7 separate regions of the Homo sapiens genome follow, and all the other regions are linked to region 7. Evidence: chromatin contacts called from ENCODE Hi-C or POLR2A ChIA-PET data. All regions are on one chromosome and are shown on one strand. Each heading gives the region's core, a stretch centred on a gene start or an enhancer-like site at or near the end of the contact. The rest is flanking DNA. Distances are from core to core; before and after follow the strand shown.

Region 1 (2,700 bases), core at 183-2,682, 700 kb after region 7:
TCTGTTCTCCAAGACCTTTGCCTCTCCTCAGGCCCCTGGTCACCTTTCCCTGGGTCTTCGTTCTTTGATGTGAGAAGAGGGCAGCTTTAATCCCCCACCTGATAGAGAAGAAAACTAAGCTGTGGAGTAGGGTGGAGTGAGGGAGTGGAAGGAAGGTTGTGGTTTCCTGGTGAGGTGTGATGCTTAGACCTGGTCTCTAAAAATAAAATTAAAGTTAAAAAAAATGAATTAAAAAAAACCGCCTAGTCTCTGAGGTCAGAAAAGACCAACACTCAAATTTTGGCTGGGCGTTCTTAAAAGGATGCTTTCTTCATCTGGAGATATCTGGTGGAGAGGATTAGGTAAAATAATGTATTACTATTCTCAGGGTACCATAAATCCGCTGGCCCGCTCCCTCAGGCCACTGGCCCACGGCTCCACCCATGTCACGCCCCTTTCCCCGCAGCCAATCAGCGCTACCTCCCCAGAGCGCCCGTTCCCTCCACCACTCGCCGCAGATCTCCCGGTGCCACCCGTTCCAGGGAGGCTGCTTGGTTTGGGAAGATACTCCCCAGGGGTCTCCCCTTCCCTTGGGGGCGCAGCTGAGGACTGCGAGGTGCGTCCGAGGGCCAGAAAGCTGAGATCGATTCTGAGTTCAAGGATCAAGTCTGCCCTCAAACCATTTTACAGATCGGGAAATCCGAGACCCAGAGAAGGGATACTCCCGCCCAAGGGCCACCGAGCCGAGAGAAGCCCGGGCCAGGGCTTTCTTCGCGTATGTGGGAATGCAGGCGCGAGCCCTTTGGGGGGCACAGTCCATACGGGAGCTGAGGCCGAAGCCGGAGCACTAACTGTGCTGTCTAGGGGATCGAGACGGCACTAGAGGGCTGGACTCCTTACTGCCTCAGTTTCCCCAGCACTACCTTTGTTGAGGAAACGGAGATGGGGATACTGGCCGAACGCGCGCCTGCTGAGACACAGTGCAACTGTATTTAGACGCCCCGCACCTCCCCAAATCTGATCGAGGCTCCTTTTTTCAAGCACCCGCTATCTCTCAGCCCTTTAAAATCCGGCCCTGCCGTTCGAGTCTCTCGGCGTTCCATTGGAAAGACTCGGGGCTCCAGCTCCCTTCTCTAGAATGAACTGCTCTGACTGCCGCCCGGCTTTACCGGAGCTTTAACTGCGCAGGCGCAAGGGCAGCCAACCCGGTAAACGGAAGAGCTGGGTGCTGACGGCGCTGGGCGGGTCAGGGGCGGAGAGCGTGCTAACCAATGACTTGAGGGAGTAGGGGGCCGGGTTTGGGCCCTCAGTTGCTAAGGGCTACCCGAGTGGGAAGCGGTTCAAGAGATGGGGTGAAGGGTGGTTCACCGGTTCTTCAAGTCCTCAGCCTTCTGGCCCGCGGAAGTTAAGCAACCAAGAGGCGGGCCTAAGACCGGAAGCAGGAAGGAGGGCGCAGGAAGCAGGGCGCCGCAGCCTGTCGTACGGTCCTTCTGTGGGTCTGTCGGTGCCGAGGGCAGGATGGAGAAGCTGCGGCTCCTGGGCCTCCGCTACCAGGAGTACGTGACTCGTCACCCGGCCGCCACGGCCCAGCTGGAGACAGCAGTGCGGGGCTTCAGTTACCTGCTGGCAGGTGCCACCCTGACCTTTGATCAGTTCCTTCTGGGCCCTGACCTATGACCCCAGTGGCCCCCTTCCCTGCGGAGTCAGGGTAGTGATCGCTGTGCTTGAGAAGACCCGTCCAGGTTCCCAAAGGGCGTAGGGAGGGGATTTCCGGGACCCGAAGACGAAATGTGAGGCAGATGCTCACTCACACCTCCTTCTGTACCCTCTCCCCAGGTCGATTCGCCGATTCGCACGAGCTGTCAGAGCTGGGTGAGCCGGGCTCTGGGGGTGGGGGATGGGGGATCGGCTGCCTGGCCCCTGGTGAGTTCCCCAGAGAGGGTGAGCACCCCAGCCCGAGGACCTGGGCTGCCCGTTAGACACCTTGTGCTATGACTGAATCGGCACAAGGTCTGTTGTTCATTGTCCTGGGCCCTCCATGTCCCTAAGTCAAGAGACACGTCTGGGGACCTTATCTGAGTATTCACTACTGGCCAGGCGCTGGACTAAGTGCCTTTCTTACCTTTACTTGTTAATCCTCCCTACAGTCATATTAAGTGGTACTTATTGTCATCACTGTCCATTTAAGGAAGAAGCTCAGTGAGGTTAGAGAACAGTCACTGATGGTCCCAGAACCAAGATTCAAGTCTAGATCTCCCAGATTCCAGGATTCCCAGATTGTAACTACCTCAAGAGTGTTTGCCCAGTGACTGCTGTCACAGTCCTGAAAGAATGCACTGGGTTTTGAAAAGCAGAGGTGAGGCCAGGTGCAGTGGCTCACACTTGTAATCCCAGCACTTTGGGAGGCAGAGGCAGGTGGATCACGTGAGGTCAGGAGTTCGAGACCAGCCTGGCCAACATGGTGAAACCCCATCTCTACTAAAAATACAAAAATTAGCTGGGCATGGTAGCAGGTGCCTGTAGTCCCAGCTACTTGAGAGGCTGAGGCAGGAGAATTGCTTGAACCTGGGAGGCAGAGGTTGCAGTGAGCCGAGATTGTGCCATTGCACTCCAGCCTGGGCAACAAGAGTGAAACTCCGACTCAGAAAAAAGAAAAGTGGAGGTGGAATAGACCCTCAGGAACAGGCTGCCAAGAGAGAAAGGGCCAGGAGGTGGGACCGT
Region 2 (2,700 bases), core at 15-2,514, 600 kb before region 7:
TCTCTGTCTCATCACCTCCTGCGGCCTTTCCATGTCTGTGTGGTCTCAACGAGCACCAGAAATAAAAAAATGAGTGAGGATTTGGCCCCTTCCCCAAAACACTCCCACAAACAGTAAGTCTGAAGTGAAAGTAAATACAGTCGTGCAGGGTTCCTGAGACCCCAGCCAAAGAAACACACAAGGATAAAGTACAATGCAGAACTCTTCCCAGTTTGGGCTGCAAAACTCGAGATGGGACTGGGTCACAATTTTATAAATCACATATAATGCACAATAAAAAGATTTTAGGGCAGCATGGCAGAAGTCACCGTTTAGGAAAAGAAGGAATAGGAAGGCCTGGAAATGCTCTTAACTAGGTTACTTCTGGGGAGGTAAGTGAAATTAGAATAGCAATAAAGCAACAACTCCTGATCACCAAACTGTATTTGAGGACCCAATCACTATAGGTCCGACGTCTTGACAACCAATTCTTTCTTCTCATGGACAAAAACCACTTGATTAACAAGCCCCAGCTCGTTTTTGAGTGTCTCGAAACTCCTTATAGCCCCAGGTTCAAGCCCCAGTAAACCTCAGAGAATGAGCTTTCTAAGGAGGAAGGAATTGGGGGCTCTCACAACTGACCACCGAGGACGTGCAGCTAACAAGCGTGACTATGAAATCCAGCACACACAGCGCCAGGAAAGGTAGGATTCTCTGAAGCCGTCCTAACTGTGCAAGAACCCTGATACGAACAAGGAATCTGACAAGTCCGTGTGTCTGTTGTTACGGAGCTCATCTGCTTCCTGTTACCTAGCGGGAGAGGTGTTGAAACCTAAACACTCTGGTGTCAAAGGACCTGCAGGTAGAATGCACAGCCGGAGGCACCCGTGACCTGCGCGGGCCTCGGGAGCCTCGGAGCACCCATCCCCCGCTGCAGCCTCCTGCGCGAGCACCCTAAAAGGCGGAAATATTCAAGCAGCAGGCACAGGCAGTACCGGAGCCCTTCGCACAGAGCTTCTTGGCCTCGGGCTCCAGCTCCAGGGGACTCCTGCTCCTCTTGTTCCTGGGGCGTAATACAATCTCGGAGGTCTTCTGGGTTTCTGGGCGTTTCTTGGGAGCCATCGCGTCCTCCGTGTGAAGGGGTACTGTGCTCTATGCGAAGATCATGGAGGGAGGATTGAGAGGCCTCTGGGGAGAAACAAGGCGGGGACTACAAAACTGCGGGGCCACAGGTAGCCGAGCTAAGCCAACTTCCCGCCAAACATGCCCAGGGCTTGTTCAAACCAGCTTGGAGCTCCGGCCCCACCCGTCTCGGAGACCCCGCCCCTTCCTGGAAGGCGGGGGCGCGGGGAGGGGGTGGTGCCAAGGGGCGGTGCCAGCGCTCCCGGGAGGGGCGGGAACTGCGCCAGGGCCAGTGCCAGCCCGGGTCAGCTGACCTCCCTGGAGCAAAGATGGTCCCCGGCTTTATGGATTTTTTTTTTTTTTTTAGCAACAGGGTCTGGCTCTGTCGCTCACTCTGGAGGGCAGTGGGGCGATCATAGCTCAGTGCAGCCTCCACCTCCTGGGCTCAAGCGATCCTCCCACCTCAGCCTCCTAAGTAGATGGGACTACAAGCGTACGCCACCACGCCCGGCTAATTTCTCTCTCTCTCTCTCTTTTTTTCTTTTTCTGGAGAGACGGGGTCTCGCTTTGTTGTCCGGGCCGGTCTTTAACTCCTGGGCTTAAGCGATCATCCAGCCTTGACTTCCTGACACGAACCCTCCTCAAACGCGGCGCTGCCAGGCCTCTGCGGGTCCGGGGAGGAGGCCCGGTGCCAGCCAAGGCTCTGTCTCCCGCCTTGCAATTGGTGATGACGCCCGCTCGGGCTTTGGGATTGGCTGGTCCCTACAGGGTGTAGTTGGGGAGTGGCGGCTTTGTAGAGAGCTAGTGCCTTTCCTAAGTTAGAAGCTGGGCTCTACCAGCGGTCAGCTTTGCAGTCGGATTCCAGAAACTACAGTCCCATCGAATCCAAGCTGCTTCTCTGTGAAGGGAGAATGATTGGAACTCCTTGCCTTTTTTTTTTTTTTTTTTTTTTTTTCCTAGAGGCAGTGTCTCTCTTCCGTTACCCAGGCTGGAGTGCAGTGATGTAATCACAGCTCACTGCAGCCTTGACCTCAAGTTTCACTGATCCTCCCACCTCAGCCTCCCAAGTAGGCTTGCAGACCTGTATCCCCAAGCCTAATTTTTTTATTTTTATTTTTGTAGAGACAAGGTCTTGCTATGTTTCCCACGTTGGTCTGGACCTCCTGGGCTCAAGTGATCCTCCTGCCTCTGCCTCCCAAAGTGCTGGGATTACAGGCATGAGCCACCGTGTCTGGTTCTCACTGCTCTTTTATTTGTTTGGTCGTTGGCTGTTTTTATTTTTTCTTTCTTTCTTTCTCTCTTTCTTTTTTTTTTTTTTTTTTTTGAGACAGGGCCTCTCTCTGTCACCCAGGCTGGAGTGCAGTGGCAGGATGTGGGCTCAATGCAGGCTGGACTTCCTGGACATCGATCCTCCCACCTCAGCCTCCCGAGTAGCTGGGACTACAGGTGCGCGCCGCAACACTCAGCTAATTTTTGCATTTTTTGTAGAGACAGAGTCTCCCTAAGTTGCCTAGGCTGGTCTAGAACTCCTGGCATCCATCCACCTCGGTCTGCCAAAGTGCTGAGATTACAGGTGTGAGCCACTGTGCCCAGCCTCCT
Region 3 (2,700 bases), core at 165-2,664, 730 kb after region 7:
CCCTGGAGCCTTCAGGCCTGGCCTCCTCCATCTGGCCCCCTCTGGTCCTTCCAGCTCAGCTCAGGGCCTCAGGGAAGGTTTCTGAGTTTGATGATGCTATTAGAGATCCCCAGGGGTCTCTGCCCACCTGAGGACCTGGGAGCCAGTGACCCCTTGCTCCCAGGAGGGGCTGGCACCACAGCCCAGCTGGAGCCTGGCTGGGGTGGTGCCCCAGGAGAGGGGAAGGCGCCAGTTCTCGAGATGGGGAAACAATGGGGTATGTCTAAGCCTCCCTCTCTAGGCCGGGAGCAGTGACTTCGGCCTCTTCCTCCCCACCAACTAGGGTTCAGAATTATGGGGGAGGTACATCTATTCCTCCTCCACACAACACTCACCCCTCACTTCTCTGAAATGCATCGGGCCTAACACCAGATTGGGGGGTGGGGGTGGTGGAATAGGAGCTCAGGTCAGGGTTCTGGGTATTTACCCCAGCAGGGATCCCCTCGACACCCTCGCTGGCCCTGGCTACTCCAGAGCCGAGCCGACTTCCCTTCCCGCAGCCGGGCCTAGGATTCCCCTGGTTGAGGCTGAGCCTTCAGCGCCTGCCCTGAGAGACACACCTGCCTAGGTCGGTGCTGCCCAATCCAGAGAGGGGCCCGGCCACGCCAGGCCTGGCAGGTAGGCCCATCTGGCCAGGCAGGGCTCGGGGAGGGGCTCAAACATCCTCCTCCCAGCACCAACAATGTCGTTGCCCCAGGAAACTGCGACCCGCGCCCCTCCAGGCTGTTCCCAGCTCTATTCACAGGCTAAGATGCAGCCTGCCTGCCCGCTCCGGGATCGCAACCCCGACCCCAGACCCTGCCGCAGCCCGGAGGTTGGGGAGAAGGAGGCCTCCGAGCCCCCTCCTCCAATTCCAGCGCAGACCTCCCAGCCTAGGACCAGGAATGGCGGAGGGAACAGCCTCGTGAACATGCAACGGCTACCAGTCCGGACTTGAGGCTGGCGGGGCTTCTGAGGGGGGCTCTGTCCCGGGAAGAGACCCCACTCCCACGCAGCCCTTTCGTTCCCGGGTTCCCGAGGTTCTGGGGTGGGGGGCGGGCAGGGCAGCCAATGCGGATCAGTCCCCGCTGAAGGGCGAGGCGCGCGGCGGCCGGGGACTCTCACCTGAAATTGGGAGGCGAAGCGATGTGCAGCCCCAGGAACGGGGAGGCGGCGGGCGGGGACGCGGCCCCCCCTCCCAGGCCGCCGCTTTCTCGCTCCGCCATTCTCGGGCACAGCCCTGGCCATCCGGGCGGAGCGCGGCGCGGAGGAGGCGGCGGCTGCGAAGGAGGCGGAGGCGCGGCGAGAGGGCAGCCGCCGCCGCGGAGTTCGGGCTAGGCGGGCGCACCTGTGTCTGGCAGGGCGCGGCACAGCACCGCGCACGGCCCGCGGGACTGGCGAGAGCGCCCCGCGCGCGCCCCCGGGACCCGGCCGGGGTCTCGCGCGCCCCGCCCAGGCCCCGCCCCCACCCCGCCAGCCCCGCCCCCGGAGATGGCGCTCTCCGCGGTGCTGAAGCCACGGCCCCCGCGGCCCTGGGCTTGGTTCAGCCCCGCCCTAAATCCGACATCGACTCTCCTCCACCCCGTGGCCGGTGTGGGCTTTGTCCCTCCGGTTGGGCTTAGTGCCCGGGTATCAGATGACTAATGGCAGGACACTGGACCCCAAGGTCCAGGTTGGCCCCCCGCAGCAGAGACCAAGAAGGCAGGCGGAAAAGGAGGGTCGTGGAGGAAGGCAGAGAAAGGAGAGGATGTCAGTGGGCTCTTAAAGTGTACAGGTTTGGAGTCAGGTGGTGTGAATTCACTGGCTCCACAAGTGACTGGGCAGTGGGGCCTTGCATTAGTGACTTCAGAGCACTAAGGTTTGGTCTTCTTATCTGTGAAATGGGACAATAGCAGTCCCTCTCATGGTTGTTGTGAGAATGTAACGTAACACAAATGTGTTGCCTGAGACCCAGAAACACTCCACCTCCTGCGCTGGGATCCAGCCCTCACCCCAGTCCTGTCCCTTTACCTTGAGGGGACCCTCCCAAAGACTCTCCCTAGAGGCTGTCTTCTCTAAAGATTGACCCAAATCTCTCTTCAGCCCCAAACAGCTACTCGTGGTGAATTGAGCCCTCCAGGCTTCTCGGTCTCTCGCCAGGACCTTCCCAGCATTCTCCTTCTTAGCGCCTCAACTGCATTTCCTGCAGAGCACCCCTCTTCTGCACCCACAGACACACATTCTAAGACTTGGCGCCTTTCCCTCTCCTCCCACTGTTGACTTCTTGGGATCATTTTGGTTGTTTCTGTTCCCTCTGGCACCTCCATCCCTGCTAGGCTTTGGCCATGGCTTCTTCCTCATTGTCTCTCCCTCGAGAGGGTGTTATTCCTGGGCTTCCAGGCCTTCAAGTCCCTGAGTTTCCCGATTGAGTTATTTCAGAGTACGGACTGCCAAGGCTAGGGCCTTAGCTTTGCTGGGTCGTAGAGCCTCTGGTCAAACCTCATTGGCTTCTCTGGTCTCTCGAGAGAACCCTAGAGACCCTGTCCACAGGGCAGAAAACGTGCAGAGCAAACTGTGCCACAACTCGTGGAGTCCTATTTGCAAATCTGGACTGCCGACCAGTCATGCTGGCCCCTTTCCTTCAGTGCGGCACCTAGCAAGGAGCTGGAGGCACCTTCCGTGCAGAAGGCAACCTCCGACCAC
Region 4 (2,700 bases), core at 105-2,604, 940 kb before region 7:
GTGGATATCCACATGATTCTATGGAGCACAAAAGGAGACAGACTCTCTGCTTGAAACATTTCTACAACCTATAGCAGCAAATATATGGTAATATTTGTGACAACATTCTGTAAGCTATAATGGTCTATAAATATAGGATGTTTTCAGTCAACTACACATAAAACTATTAACAAGAACAAGATCATATATCAGCATTATGAATGTATATAAAACTACCCAGTACAATTAGGGAATATGATCATGTACAATTTAAGGACTATATGGTACCAGAAAAACTCTGGTTAGTTTTTTTCCCCCCCAAAGGCGAAAGAGGAAAACCCTTGAGGCTTCTGCTTGGAAGCCCACTTGTTGTTTGTGGTAAGGTAGGATATAATCAGTATTTGTGGGTATAAAAATTATATTCTCTGGGAAGCCAGATGATGTTAGAGAGAAACCATCCCATGAGTTATTTGCATGTTGATGGGGCCAAAAGCTTCCAGAACAAAGTTTTCTTTCTTAATCTGCATTTAACTGCCTCACAAGGTCTGGAACCTAGGAATAAATGTTGGCTTAAACAACAACAACAACAACAACAAATTGTACTGCTTGCGTTCCATCTAGACCCAGGGATTCCAGAGTAACTCAGGAGGAAGTCTTTAGAGACCTAACCTGAGTTAAGAAAAAAAAATATATATATATATTTTTTTTTCGGTAAAAGCAGGTTATGGCTGGGCAATCGGTCTCTTAATAGAATCTTTGTGAACTTCCTTATGTCGCAGCGATCGTTGCCAGGTTGTGCGTTCACACTGATTATCTTGCTAAAAAGCACTCCCTGCACTTGGAACACACATATTCACATCCCAGCAAAGAAGGAAGGCCTGGATGCTGTTGCTTGTCTGCTGGGGCAAAAAGGGGCGTGCCATGTGCCCAACGCTGGCCAAGCACCAGTCACTCACTCATCCATTTATTCAACAAATATCTTATTATGCTCCTATTCAGTGCCCAGTAGGGGTGCCTCCTTGCCCACCAGGGTCATCTAGAGCTCCTGTGGGTGCGATGGGCGGAGTCGAGAACTTCAGATTCCCAGGCCTGGCTCTTCCCTCCAGTAGGGATCGGAGACAAAGAGATGCGCCCCTGCAGCTCCCTAGGTTGAGGGCTCCGCCCGCGGCCCCAGGGGCTTAGGTGCGGCTGCTCCTCCACTTCCCAGCCCGAGGGGGCGCTGCAGCGCCCGGCGCTCGGCCCGCCCCTACGCCGCGCTCCGCTCGCATCGGCGCTGCGGGCGGCGCCGCGGTGATACGTTCCCCCTCGCCGCGCTCCCCCTCCTCCTCTGCCCTCCCCGCCGGTGGTAGGTGCCGGAAGTGCCGCCATTTTGGGGTGTTCTGCTCTGGCGGCAGCGGCAGCGGCGGCGGGACGCGGAGGCTCCCCCGGGATTCGGCCTCAGCAGCGAGGCGGCGGCGGCGGCTGCGGAGGCGCAGGCAGCAACTGAGGCAGCGGCAGGCTCAGGTGCAGCCGCTGGTGAGTGCTGCGGCCGCAGGATAACGGGCCGCGGGAGGGAGGGAGGGGAAAAAAGGCAAGAGGGAGGCGCCGCGGGGCGGGTCCGGTTAGGGAGGCCGCGGGTCACAGGGCCCTCCGGGCGCGGCCTTTTCTCGTTCCCTGCGTCCTGGGGTAGGGCTGCGATCTCCTCCTGCATGTCGGGGTCCCCGGCTCCCCGGGTCCTGTCGCGTTTGCCCAGCGCGTGCCCCCGCGCCCAGGGAGACCCGCCCTCCTCGTGGCTTTGCTTCCTCTCCCCGCGCCCTTTACCTTCACTCTCTAGGCTCAGAGGCCTCGTGCCCTGCCCAGGGCCAGCTCCGTTTTCCTCGTCTTTCTGGCTGCCGTGCTGGACCCAGGCTACCTGCCCGGGACACCCCATCTCTGCCCCTGTCGTCTCACGTGTTCTTAGTGTCCACTCCTGTGGGTGCCGAAGGGTCCGCGCCCCTAGAAGGCAGCGCTTTTCCCGAGCCTCGAGAGCCCCTCGTTCCTCGCCCCAGATCCGCTACGGCCTTGGCTCGCCCTCCCCCCACATCAGGTGCTCACCCAGTCGTGGCCTAGTAGCTGGGCAGGAATCTCGCACCCGGGAGCGGGAGGAGCACATTAAAGCGCTTTCTTCGCTAGGGACCAGGCTTTGATTTTAAAGCCAGTGGTGTCGTGGTTGTGGTCCTCCGGGTAGGATGTTGTTGTAATTCTTGGAGACCATTACACATGCACCAAGGAGCTTCTCATTGGTTTAGGCTCATACCCATAGTTGAGGGGAATGTGGTAAGATTTTGACTGGAATCTGTTTCCGCAAAATGGAATCTCTTTCTCGCCAGGAGAGAGCTGTAGGTTTATTACCTTCGAGTAAAAAGGCTGTATAACAGTTTTAAAGAGCATGAAATGCTTTATAATGTGTGCAGTGTAAGAGGTTACAAATAATGAATCTTTTACAAGAACTTCATCTTTTTTTTTTTTTTTTTTAAGACGGAGTTTCGCTCTTGTTGCTTAGGCTGGAGTGCAGTGGCGCTATCTCGGCTCACTGCAACCTCCCCAGGTTCAAGCAATTCTCCTGCCTCAGCCTCCCAAGTAGCTGGGATTACAGGCATGTGCCACCAGGCCTGGCTAATTTTCGTATTTTTAGTATAGACGGGGTTTCACCATGTTGATCAGGCTGGATGGTCTCGAACTCCTGACCTCGGGTGATCCACC
Region 5 (2,700 bases), core at 2-2,501, 810 kb before region 7:
GTGCCTGTAATCCCAGCTACTTGAGAGGCTGAGGCAGGAGAATCCATTGAACCCGGGAGGCGGAGGTTGCGGTAGGGAGAGACCGCGCCACTGCATTCCAGCCTGGGCGACAGAGCGAGACTCCGTCTCAAAAAACAAAAAACAAACAAGCAAACAAAAAAAAGGCAACGATTGCACAGATTTTCATCAGGTTAACAGAGTGTTTGTGATGGTTTGACTTGAAATATAAGCTATGTTGCTTACATGAAGTTCCCTTTAAAGGGGCTCCAGGGCTCACCTCAAAGGATAAGGAGAGATCATTTAAAATAGCCGACAAGGGTACAACGAATGAGTCTCCCATGATCCGGAGACCCGCTCTGCTCACTGAGATTACTAACCATGGTCAGAGAAAACAAACAATTGCAGATACGAGACATAATTTTTTTTGAGACGGAGTCTCGCTCTGTCGCCCAGGCTGGAGTGCAGTGGCGCGATCACGGCTCACTGCAAGCTCCGCCTCCGAGGTTCATGCCATTCTCCTGGCTCAGCCCGGAGTAGCTGGGACTACGGGCGCCCACCACCACGCCCGGCTAATTTTTTGTATATTTAGTAGAGACGGGGTTTCACCGTGTTAGCCAGGATGGTCTCGATCTCCTGACCTCGTGATCCGCCCGCCTCGGCCTCCCAAAGTGCTGGGATTACAGGCGTGAGCCACCGCGCCCGGCCCGAGTCATAATGTTTTTAATCGTAGAGGCTGATGGTCAATTGAGTTCTTCCCACGTGGACAATTCCGTGAAGCCTGCTCTGACGTTAGGAGCAGCAGCGATTTCTCTTTAAAGCTGGTTAATGATTCCCTCCCGTAACTCCGGGTGGCCAGCTTGTACTTAAATAATTGTAAAAATGCGGACTGAGGTGGCATGCCTTTTTGGCCCTTTGCACACGGCTGGCCTATGTCGTTTATTAATTGGGAGGCAGTGTCATTGTGTAAATCCCCTTATTCCTAGCGGGGTCACGGTCTGAGTTTGAACGCGCCCCTCCGCAAGCATCTGTCACGGGCCAGATTAAAGACTACATTTCCCAAAGGCCCTCGCGGATCCCACCCTTCTCCCTCCCTTTCCGGTTTTACACATAGGCCCCGCCCCCAACGCGCGTGTCGGCCAATAGCGGCCCCACCTCTCGCGCCCGGCAAAAATAGGACGCGGGCGGGAACGTTTCGGGGTCCGCGGGGGCGGGGCCTGTGGCCAGGGGTTGGTCTTTGGAATCGGAGAGGCAGATTCGCTGCTCCGCAGCACGGCCGGAGCTGGTCGGGTCAAGAGTCGGGATTTGTGGGGAGAGGTTTTCCACTGGTCAAGAGAAGGCTTTAAGAAAGACGGTATTAATCTCCCGTTGCGGCTCCCGCCTGGTCCCATCTTCTGCCCGCTCCTCCAGGAAATGAATCTGCTGCCGAATATTGAGAGTCCAGTGACTCGGCAGGAGAAGATGGCGACCGTGTGGGATGAGGCCGAGGTGGGCACCGGGCGAGCTGGCGGTCCGGGAACCGGGGCCCGCAGGGAGACGCCATTGACAAGAGGGAAGGAGGTGGCTGGGGGTCAAGGTCTGGCCCGATCCCGGGGACGGGGTTGTTTGGGATGTGGGCAGGGGTCCTGACTCCATCCTGGTTTTATGGGCGTGGAAACTGAGGCTGTGAGTGGGTTCGGAGAACGAGGGATGCTTGTCCTGAGTAAAAGTAAATATATAAATAAACAAATAATTTTTTACAGCAAGATGGAATTGGGGAGGAGGTGCTCAAGATGTCCACGGAGGAGATCATCCAGCGCACACGGCTGCTGGACAGTGAGATCAAGGTGGGCGCACAGCTCCTGTGCGGGCGATGGAGCCCCCACAGGACAGGCCCCGGCGATCCGAGTCGCCTCTCGTACTTCCTAATCGGGCACCCTGGGGGAGACATGGGGCTCGGGCTTCCCCCTCATATCAGGAAGAGAGGAAAGAAAACTAAGCCTTAAAAGGGACAAGAAGACAGGTAGGGGGTGGTGGGAGGCCTGGGCTGAGATGAGAAGTTATCAGATTGCCTTTCCCAGTGAGAACTGGGAATAATCCTCTCAAGAATCCTTCTTTTAGTAAAATGCCTATTTTACAGATGAGGAGACAGGCCCAGAGAGGTTTGTACTGCGATAAAGCACCCAGTTCTTACTATGAGGCAGAACCTAAAACCTATGTTTGCCTCTCTCGGAGGCCTGCTTTTATTCCAATACTACCACTATTTCACCAGGAGGTTTCCAAACTGGCCTCCTCTTTTGACTTCTGCAGGATGTGGACACAGTCAGACTCTGCCTTCAGAGAGCCTCAGAGCTGGATGAATGGATGCGGGAGGGTCCCCTGGGCACCCTGGACCTCACTAGTTACAGGGCTCTAGCATAAGCTGTGCCAGGGTTTATATTTGCTTCTCCTCCCCTCCTGATCTCAGATCATGAAGAGTGAAGTGTTGAGAGTCACCCATGAGCTCCAAGCCATGAAGGACAAGATAAAAGAGAACAGTGAGAAAATCAAAGTGAACAAGACCCTGCCGTACCTTGTCTCCAACGTCATCGAGGTGTGTGTGTATGTGGAGGGGAAGAGAGGGAGTCAGCAGGGAATGGGGACAGCCTGGGGTGGGGCCACTAGGGAAAGAGTGGGTGGAGGTATTGAGGCCAAACTGCATGTCAGAGCTACACCTCCTGGGGC
Region 6 (2,700 bases), core at 201-2,700, 960 kb before region 7:
TGAAGCACCTTGAGAAAGGTGCATGTGAAAGGTTTCCCTTCTAGGGAATACAGTGATGAAAACTTGGGGAAAGTGCCACCTTAACTACACGGTCCTCAGAAAGACTCTTACTATAGCAGCTGGGGTGTTCACCTCTTCTCAAAATTACTCCACAGTTCTTCCCTCACATTGCCTGCATTTCTGCTAAAGCAGTAGTCTCAGTTCTCCTGTCAGACTAAGAGCTGTTTGAGGATGGGAACTGAACTTTTGCCTCTCTGTAGCTCCTTAGCACGCAAGTTTATACCAGGTTCTCAAGCTAAGAACTTCAGGGCTTGAAGATCCCTCACAGACTCTCTCTCTCCTTAAAAGTGTGTGTGTGTGTGTGTGTCAATGAGAAAACTGAGGCCCAGGTGTGTGTGTGTGTGTGTGTGTGTGTGTGTGTGTGTGTGTGTGTGTCAATGAGAAAACCCAGGAAAGGAGAAATGCCAGGTCTCCTAACTCCCAGTCCGTGTATCTTGACTGTAACATAATATGTACATACTCATTCATGCAACCCTAAACCACTGAGCAATCACACATCACAAGCTACAGAATAATGGTTAGGTGTTTCTGCCTCTGGCAGCAGGCAGGCCTACTTTGTCATTCACTAGGTCTTTGACCCTGGGCAGTTTAATTCTTTGGACTGTTTCCTGATCTATAGTAAGAAGAGTAAGATGCTATCTACCCCATAAGGCTGTTGTGAGGACGAAATAAGATCATTCACTAAAACGCTTAGCGAGGTTCCAGGCACACATTAAGCACTCAATTAACGCTAGGTACTATTATTACAGGGCTCTGAGGCCTAAAGGTTATATTGCTTGCTTTCAAAGAGCTGACAGTTTAATCAGACAAAAAGGGGATGATTGAAATGGACAAGGAACAATCAGGGCCATAACAGGCCTAAGGGCACAGGGAGGGCTCGATTCTGCATGCAGGGTGAAGACCACTGCAAGTCAGATCTCCAAGATTTGCCAGGAGGACGTAGGGAAGGGCATCCTAGGGCAAGGACAGGCATCTAAGGGGCCCCGCCGATAGTTCAGAGAAGAGCGCTGCCCGCACATACTCACGGCGCGTGTCGGCCCCGGCGCTCTCCCGCCTCACCGGCAGCAACAGAACGGAGGGTCGCCCAGTCCCTGCACAGGGAGATAAAAGGCACAGACGCGCGGGATGAGCCCTGAGGAGCTCTCTGCACTGGGCACGCCGCTGCGCCTGACCCCGGTCTCAGCTGGCTGCCCGTGCTCACCCCTGGTCAGCGCCGAGGCCCCCAAGATCCCGCGCCACCACAGCCTGGCTACCGCCGCCGCCGCCATGTTACTCAGATGCAGACTAGGCAGCGGACGGAAAGACAGCAGGACACGGAGCCCCAAGGGCACGGACCGGAAACGGAAGTGTGCAGCAGATCTTCTTCCGGGCGGACGTGGAGCCGGAAGCGGAGGTTCCGGGCTCCGGGATGAAAGGAGGGAACGCAGGTGAGAAAGCGAGACAGGCAGGTAGGGAAATCGTGAGGTGAGCGTGGTCCTAGCTCCTTGTGGCAGAGCCTAGAGAGAAGGCGAGGACGCTGAAGAACCAGGCGGGTGAGAGGAGGGGAGGGGGCGGGCGTTTTGGGTTCTACGCTACACACCCCTCCCCCGCTCTCTGAGCCAAGCTTTTGACGAGGGCGGGCGGGCCTGAGCGGGAAGAACGGTTTCCCTGGCGACCGTTTCCAAGACGACTCAAGGTGGAGCGGGGACATTGCACAGGGTGATGGGCCTCCCAGTGCCCCGGCCTGGGGGCGGATGGACTCAAGTTCTGGGACGCAGCCATAGGGAGTCTTTCGAGCGAGCGGGGAAGTGTGGGGGAAGCAGCTCAGAAGAGAGCAAATGTAAGACCCACGGATATCCCAGGCTAGGCTTCATATGGAGCGTCTTAACTCCATGCGCTGGGAAGGAGAGGACCTGGCCACTAGGCCGGGGCCAGGGGTCCTTTTTGTCTGATTCTACTGCCCCTGAGCTTCACTAGTTTTATGCCCCAGTTATTTGGTTAGTAAGGCTTTTACGATCACAGGCCTCTCCCAGCCCTTTGCTTTCATATATTGACCTAAATCCCAAGTCTTTTGTTAACATTATGGAAAGGAATTATTCCGTGTTTTCTCAGGAAAACACCCAGAGTTGGAACTTTTATTTATATCATTAGCGGAGGGGCGCCACTGGGGATAACGAACCCAGATTTGGTTAAAGGATAGCGTCAGGGACATCATGGACAGGGCCAGGACTAAGGCCAATCTGGACCCACTTTGCTCTCACTTCTTCCTTTTCCCTCCCTGAGTTGGACAGTTGGATTCACAGACTATGGCTGTGAATTCCTCAGGTTACTCAAGATGGTGTTGCTTTGCAGACAGCTGGCAGAGAGAGAAGTTGGCTAGCATGGAATCACCAGAGGAGCCTGGAGCATCCATGGATGAGAACTACTTTGTGAACTACACTTTCAAAGATCGGTCACATTCAGGCCGTGTGGCTCAAGGCATCATGAAACTGTGTCTAGAGGAGGAGCTCTTTGCTGATGTCACCATTTCGGTGGAAGGCCGGGAGTTTCAGCTCCATCGGCTGGTCCTCTCAGCTCAGAGCTGCTTCTTCCGATCCATGTTCACTTCCAACCTGAAGGAGGCCCACAACCGGGTGATTGTGCTGCAGGATGTCAGCGAGT
Region 7 (2,757 bases), core at 204-2,703:
CTTCCTTCGAGATTAAGCTCCTGGGCCGGACTCTGTGGCTTATGCATGTAACTCCAACACTTTAGAAGGCTGAGGTGGGAGGATTCCCTGAGCCCAGGAGTTTGAGATTAAAGTTAGCTATGAAGGCGCCACTGTACTCCAGCTTGGGTAACACAGCAATACCTTATCTCTAATAATAATAATAAAAATTTTAAAATCTAAAAAACTAAAAGACTTCTCCTGAGCTGATAAATGGAGAGTTGAAAACAACAAAAAAAAAACCTCATAATTGAGCTGGAGCCACTACATGCACACATGAAAAGGACTAACAGTCATAAAACAACACACAAAATCTGGAAGCTAATTTAGTGTAAAGGAAGAGCTTGTTGTTTCTTATTATAATACATCTCCCACTAAAGGTGTCCAATAAATTCTATCACCTTAGGAGATGAGTTTTAAACTAAGTGTAATGAGAAAATAGGTAATTTTTTAAAATCTCTTTTTTCTTTTTGGCTGCGGGGTGGCCAGAGAACGAAGAAATACCAAAAGTGAAATGCTACGCTGAATTGACCAGGCTAACTGGGAACTCACTGGAAAAGTGAAAACTGGGAAGAATTAGTGATGAGCTCAAGAAGGTGCTTAGCCACTTACCCAGAGATTTATTTAATGAGAATGGATCACAGGTTTCCACAGGTCGTTCCACTGCCAGTAAGAAGACAGTCGTGAACCATGGGTCCCTTTTTTCACTAGTCAACAGTCACCCTCACCTACACGCGGAGTACATATTTGGCACTCAGCAAATCTTGATTGAATGAAAACCTACCTCACTCATATTGGCACCCAACCCCGGAGTTATGGCCCCCCAAATTACCTCCAAAACGCCTGACGACCTAACCCAAGGAGCTGAAAAAGTGGAGAGGAAAGCTCTGGGGTGGAGGGGATTCTCTGCCAAACAAGCAGGGGCCAACGGGGCCTAGACCAACTCAACTTCCCACAGAAAACTCAGGGGCCCAGGGGATTGAACCGTGGCTAATCCCTTCTACTTCCACGAAGCAGCAGCCAAGGGGCCGCAGATCCACAGCCTCCCACCCGGGGGCGCTGAGAGATCTTGGGGTATCCCCCGCAAAAGTTAGTACCTGCGAAGCTGCGGCACAAAGAGTGGTTCCGGGCTCTCATTACGGAGGCCGGGACCTGGGACCGACCAGCCGCGCCTCCTGGCTGAGGGTTCCGCGCTCCGGAGCTGCAGTGACCGTACACGTCGCCGATAGACACCTAAGGCTTCAGAAGGGTCCTGGCTCGCAGGCCCCAGACGTTTTGCTCCTAAGACTCCGCGAGTTGTCGCACCCACGTCGACTGGCGCTCTTCAGTGCTTCCCTCACTGGTTAAGCGGTCACTCCCGCCTTAAGCCCAGCAGCCGGTCGCTTCCCGGCGCCGCCATCGTTAGTGTTTGTTTTCATCCGCTTCGGTAATGGCCGGGGGGGGGGGGTGAAAGAGGGCTACGGGGGAAATCCAGATGCCTAACCTTAGTCGCACTTTCGCTACAGTACGGACGCCCTATTTATTCTTTTAGTCCTCAAAATATCCATAAAAGTTGATTTTCATTCCACGTAAGCTTTCTTCTCCAATCTTTCTAAGCTACTCAAGATAAAACAAAGACGGAAAGGCGGTGTTTGAGAGAGAGAGAGAGAGACCGTTTGGGCCGCGTGTGGAATGTGCGGAGATGAACCGCAGGTAGCCGCGGCAGCGGCAGTGAGGGCGCGGCGCGGGGCGGGCGCTGACGCGGAAGGGGCGGTGCCGCTGTTGCGCGCCGTGGCGGCCTCTGTGCAGTCGCCGGTTCCGGAGGAGGGCCCAACCCGGCTGGGTGGGTGGGAAGTGTGGCTGGTAACCTGGCAGCCGCGGAGAGGTGGGTGACGGGCCTGGGCTAACTGAGTGGCCGGCGCAATCAGACTTTGACATCCGTTTTTAGGGTGCCCTTTAAAAGTGGCAGAGTCGCTTCCCAAACCTGGTTCGGCCAGCCTCTTTTTCGCTCCCGACTTCCAATGTGTCTGGTCTTCCGTACTTCCTGGCCCTCAGGTTCACGATTTGGAGTTCTTGGAGTGAGGGAAAAGCCTTTTGTTACAGCACACAGTGTACGTCCATAAGGCTGGGTTGTGGACTTTGGTTGTTTTTTTTTTTTTTTTTTTTTTTTTTTTTTTGCCCCTTCTTTTCTTGTTAGACTGGTTTGAACACCCCAGCATCTGTCCTGTATTTGTCAGGTGAAACCAGAAGTCTTTGGATAATGAAACCCGTGACCAATTCTTACCCAAGGTGGTTATGACATATGTCAGCTGCTTCTTGGCCTATATAGTTAGAAGCCGACCTCTTTTACCTTGTGAATAATTATGTCATCACCTCCATTATTCTTTTGGTGTTCTCAATTGAAATGCCAAGCATTAAATGAGCCACAAAGATTGAATTCCCATTATCCTTGAATCAGAGCAAGCCTGTCGTGCAGCCATGAGTTAGTGGAGAAAAATCCGGAGTTGTAAGTACAGTACGTTTTGCCTCAACAAAATGGAAATTTGTAGAAAAGGAGCTGCTCCAGCCTTTGAGTCACTTTAAAGTCTTTGGTAGGTTCCTAATGTTTTTTCTTTTAACATTTACAGAGAGAAGATTATAAATGGCAGAGCCATTTAACTGTGGTTAGCTGTTGGATTCTGATACTTTCTTAAAAATACGTTCTTGCACCAACATCTTCATTGGGAACAGTTCAGAAAAAGCAAAGAGGAGAGCCAACAT

Evidence for each region. A loop is a pair of places that touch in the nucleus more often than their neighbours do. ChIA-PET counts read pairs that join two places held with the same protein, here RNA polymerase II (POLR2A). Pooled maps may share reads with other maps.
Region 1: a map of natural killer cell shows a loop between it and region 7 (26-fold over the local background). The contact joins the promoter of PEX16 here to the promoter of ATG13 in region 7. A Hi-C loop is called at or near these places in 5 of 168 maps with a recorded cell type or tissue (B cell, CD14-positive monocyte, naive thymus-derived CD4-positive, alpha-beta T cell and 1 more), 1 of 37 single-sample maps with no recorded cell type and 14 of 50 pooled maps. POLR2A ChIA-PET finds 5 or more read pairs at or near these places in 1 of 52 experiments (T-cell).
Region 2: a loop to region 7 is called in a map of naive thymus-derived CD4-positive, alpha-beta T cell, with 4 times the contacts of the local background. The contact joins the promoter of DDB2 here to the promoter of ATG13 in region 7. A Hi-C loop is called at or near these places in 1 of 168 maps with a recorded cell type or tissue (naive thymus-derived CD4-positive, alpha-beta T cell), 2 of 37 single-sample maps with no recorded cell type and 8 of 50 pooled maps. POLR2A ChIA-PET finds 5 or more read pairs at or near these places in 3 of 52 experiments (RWPE1, WTC11 and activated naive CD4-positive, alpha-beta T cell).
Region 3: a pooled map shows a loop between it and region 7 (9-fold over the local background). The contact joins the promoter of MAPK8IP1 here to the promoter of ATG13 in region 7. A Hi-C loop is called at or near these places in 3 of 50 pooled maps. POLR2A ChIA-PET finds 5 or more read pairs at or near these places in 2 of 52 experiments (activated CD4-positive, alpha-beta T cell and activated T-cell).
Region 4: a map of naive thymus-derived CD4-positive, alpha-beta T cell shows a loop between it and region 7 (4-fold over the local background). The contact joins the promoter of CELF1 here to the promoter of ATG13 in region 7. A Hi-C loop is called at or near these places in 1 of 168 maps with a recorded cell type or tissue (naive thymus-derived CD4-positive, alpha-beta T cell), 3 of 37 single-sample maps with no recorded cell type and 10 of 50 pooled maps.
Region 5: a loop to region 7 is called in a map of CD8-positive, alpha-beta T cell, with 27 times the contacts of the local background. The contact joins the promoter of PSMC3 here to the promoter of ATG13 in region 7. A Hi-C loop is called at or near these places in 2 of 168 maps with a recorded cell type or tissue (CD8-positive, alpha-beta T cell and naive thymus-derived CD4-positive, alpha-beta T cell), 2 of 37 single-sample maps with no recorded cell type and 11 of 50 pooled maps. POLR2A ChIA-PET finds 5 or more read pairs at or near these places in 2 of 52 experiments (A673 and CD4-positive, alpha-beta T cell).
Region 6: a pooled map shows a loop between it and region 7 (13-fold over the local background). The contact joins the promoter of KBTBD4 here to the promoter of ATG13 in region 7. A Hi-C loop is called at or near these places in 2 of 37 single-sample maps with no recorded cell type and 7 of 50 pooled maps.

The regions. Positions count from the first base shown.
Region 1 is chr11:45,916,609-45,919,308 of GRCh38, reverse strand. PEX16 (peroxisomal biogenesis factor 16) reads left to right here and starts at 1,432. Exons shown (of 11, transcript NM_004813.4): 1 at 1,432-1,609; 2 at 1,816-1,851. The coding sequence starts at 1,498. RefSeq lists enhancers at 1,608-1,677, 1,624-2,376.
Region 2 is chr11:47,213,538-47,216,237 of GRCh38, reverse strand. DDB2 (damage specific DNA binding protein 2) reads right to left here and starts at 1,264. Exons shown (of 10, transcript NM_000107.3): 1 at 975-1,264. The coding sequence starts at 1,101. RefSeq lists enhancers at 932-1,211, 501-1,700, 1,542-1,781, 988-1,823, 1,824-2,660 and a silencer at 1,262-1,471.
Region 3 is chr11:45,884,365-45,887,064 of GRCh38, reverse strand. It overlaps MAPK8IP1 (mitogen-activated protein kinase 8 interacting protein 1), which reads right to left and starts at 1,414. Exons shown (of 12, transcript NM_005456.4): 1 at 1,144-1,414. The coding sequence starts at 1,244. RefSeq lists a silencer at 1,153-1,552.
Region 4 is chr11:47,551,786-47,554,485 of GRCh38, reverse strand. It overlaps CELF1 (CUGBP Elav-like family member 1), which reads left to right and starts at 1,354. Exons shown (of 15, transcript NM_001376376.1): 1 at 1,354-1,494. RefSeq lists silencers at 1,079-1,608, 1,679-1,768 and enhancers at 1,116-1,791, 2,467-2,700.
Region 5 is chr11:47,424,990-47,427,689 of GRCh38, reverse strand. It overlaps PSMC3 (proteasome 26S subunit, ATPase 3), which reads left to right and starts at 1,251. Exons shown (of 12, transcript NM_002804.5): 1 at 1,251-1,485; 2 at 1,740-1,823; 3 at 2,444-2,569. The coding sequence starts at 1,411. RefSeq lists silencers at 1,013-1,142, 1,413-1,624 and an enhancer at 1,243-1,442.
Region 6 is chr11:47,577,720-47,580,419 of GRCh38, reverse strand. KBTBD4 (kelch repeat and BTB domain containing 4) reads left to right here and starts at 1,450. Exons shown (of 4, transcript NM_018095.6): 1 at 1,450-1,487; 2 at 2,392-2,700. The coding sequence starts at 1,469. It overlaps NDUFS3 (NADH:ubiquinone oxidoreductase core subunit S3), which reads right to left and starts at 1,346. Exons shown (of 7, transcript NM_004551.3): 1 at 1,262-1,346; 2 at 1,086-1,151. The coding sequence starts at 1,328. RefSeq lists enhancers at 573-1,231, 1,300-1,539, 1,232-1,891.
Region 7 is chr11:46,616,249-46,619,005 of GRCh38, reverse strand. It overlaps ATG13 (autophagy related 13), which reads right to left and starts at 1,453. Exons shown (of 19, transcript NM_001346311.2): 1 at 1,116-1,453. It overlaps HARBI1 (harbinger transposase derived 1), which reads left to right and starts at 1,779. Exons shown (of 3, transcript NM_173811.4): 1 at 1,779-1,882; 2 at 2,625-2,757. RefSeq lists a silencer at 1,193-1,487 and an enhancer at 1,467-1,646.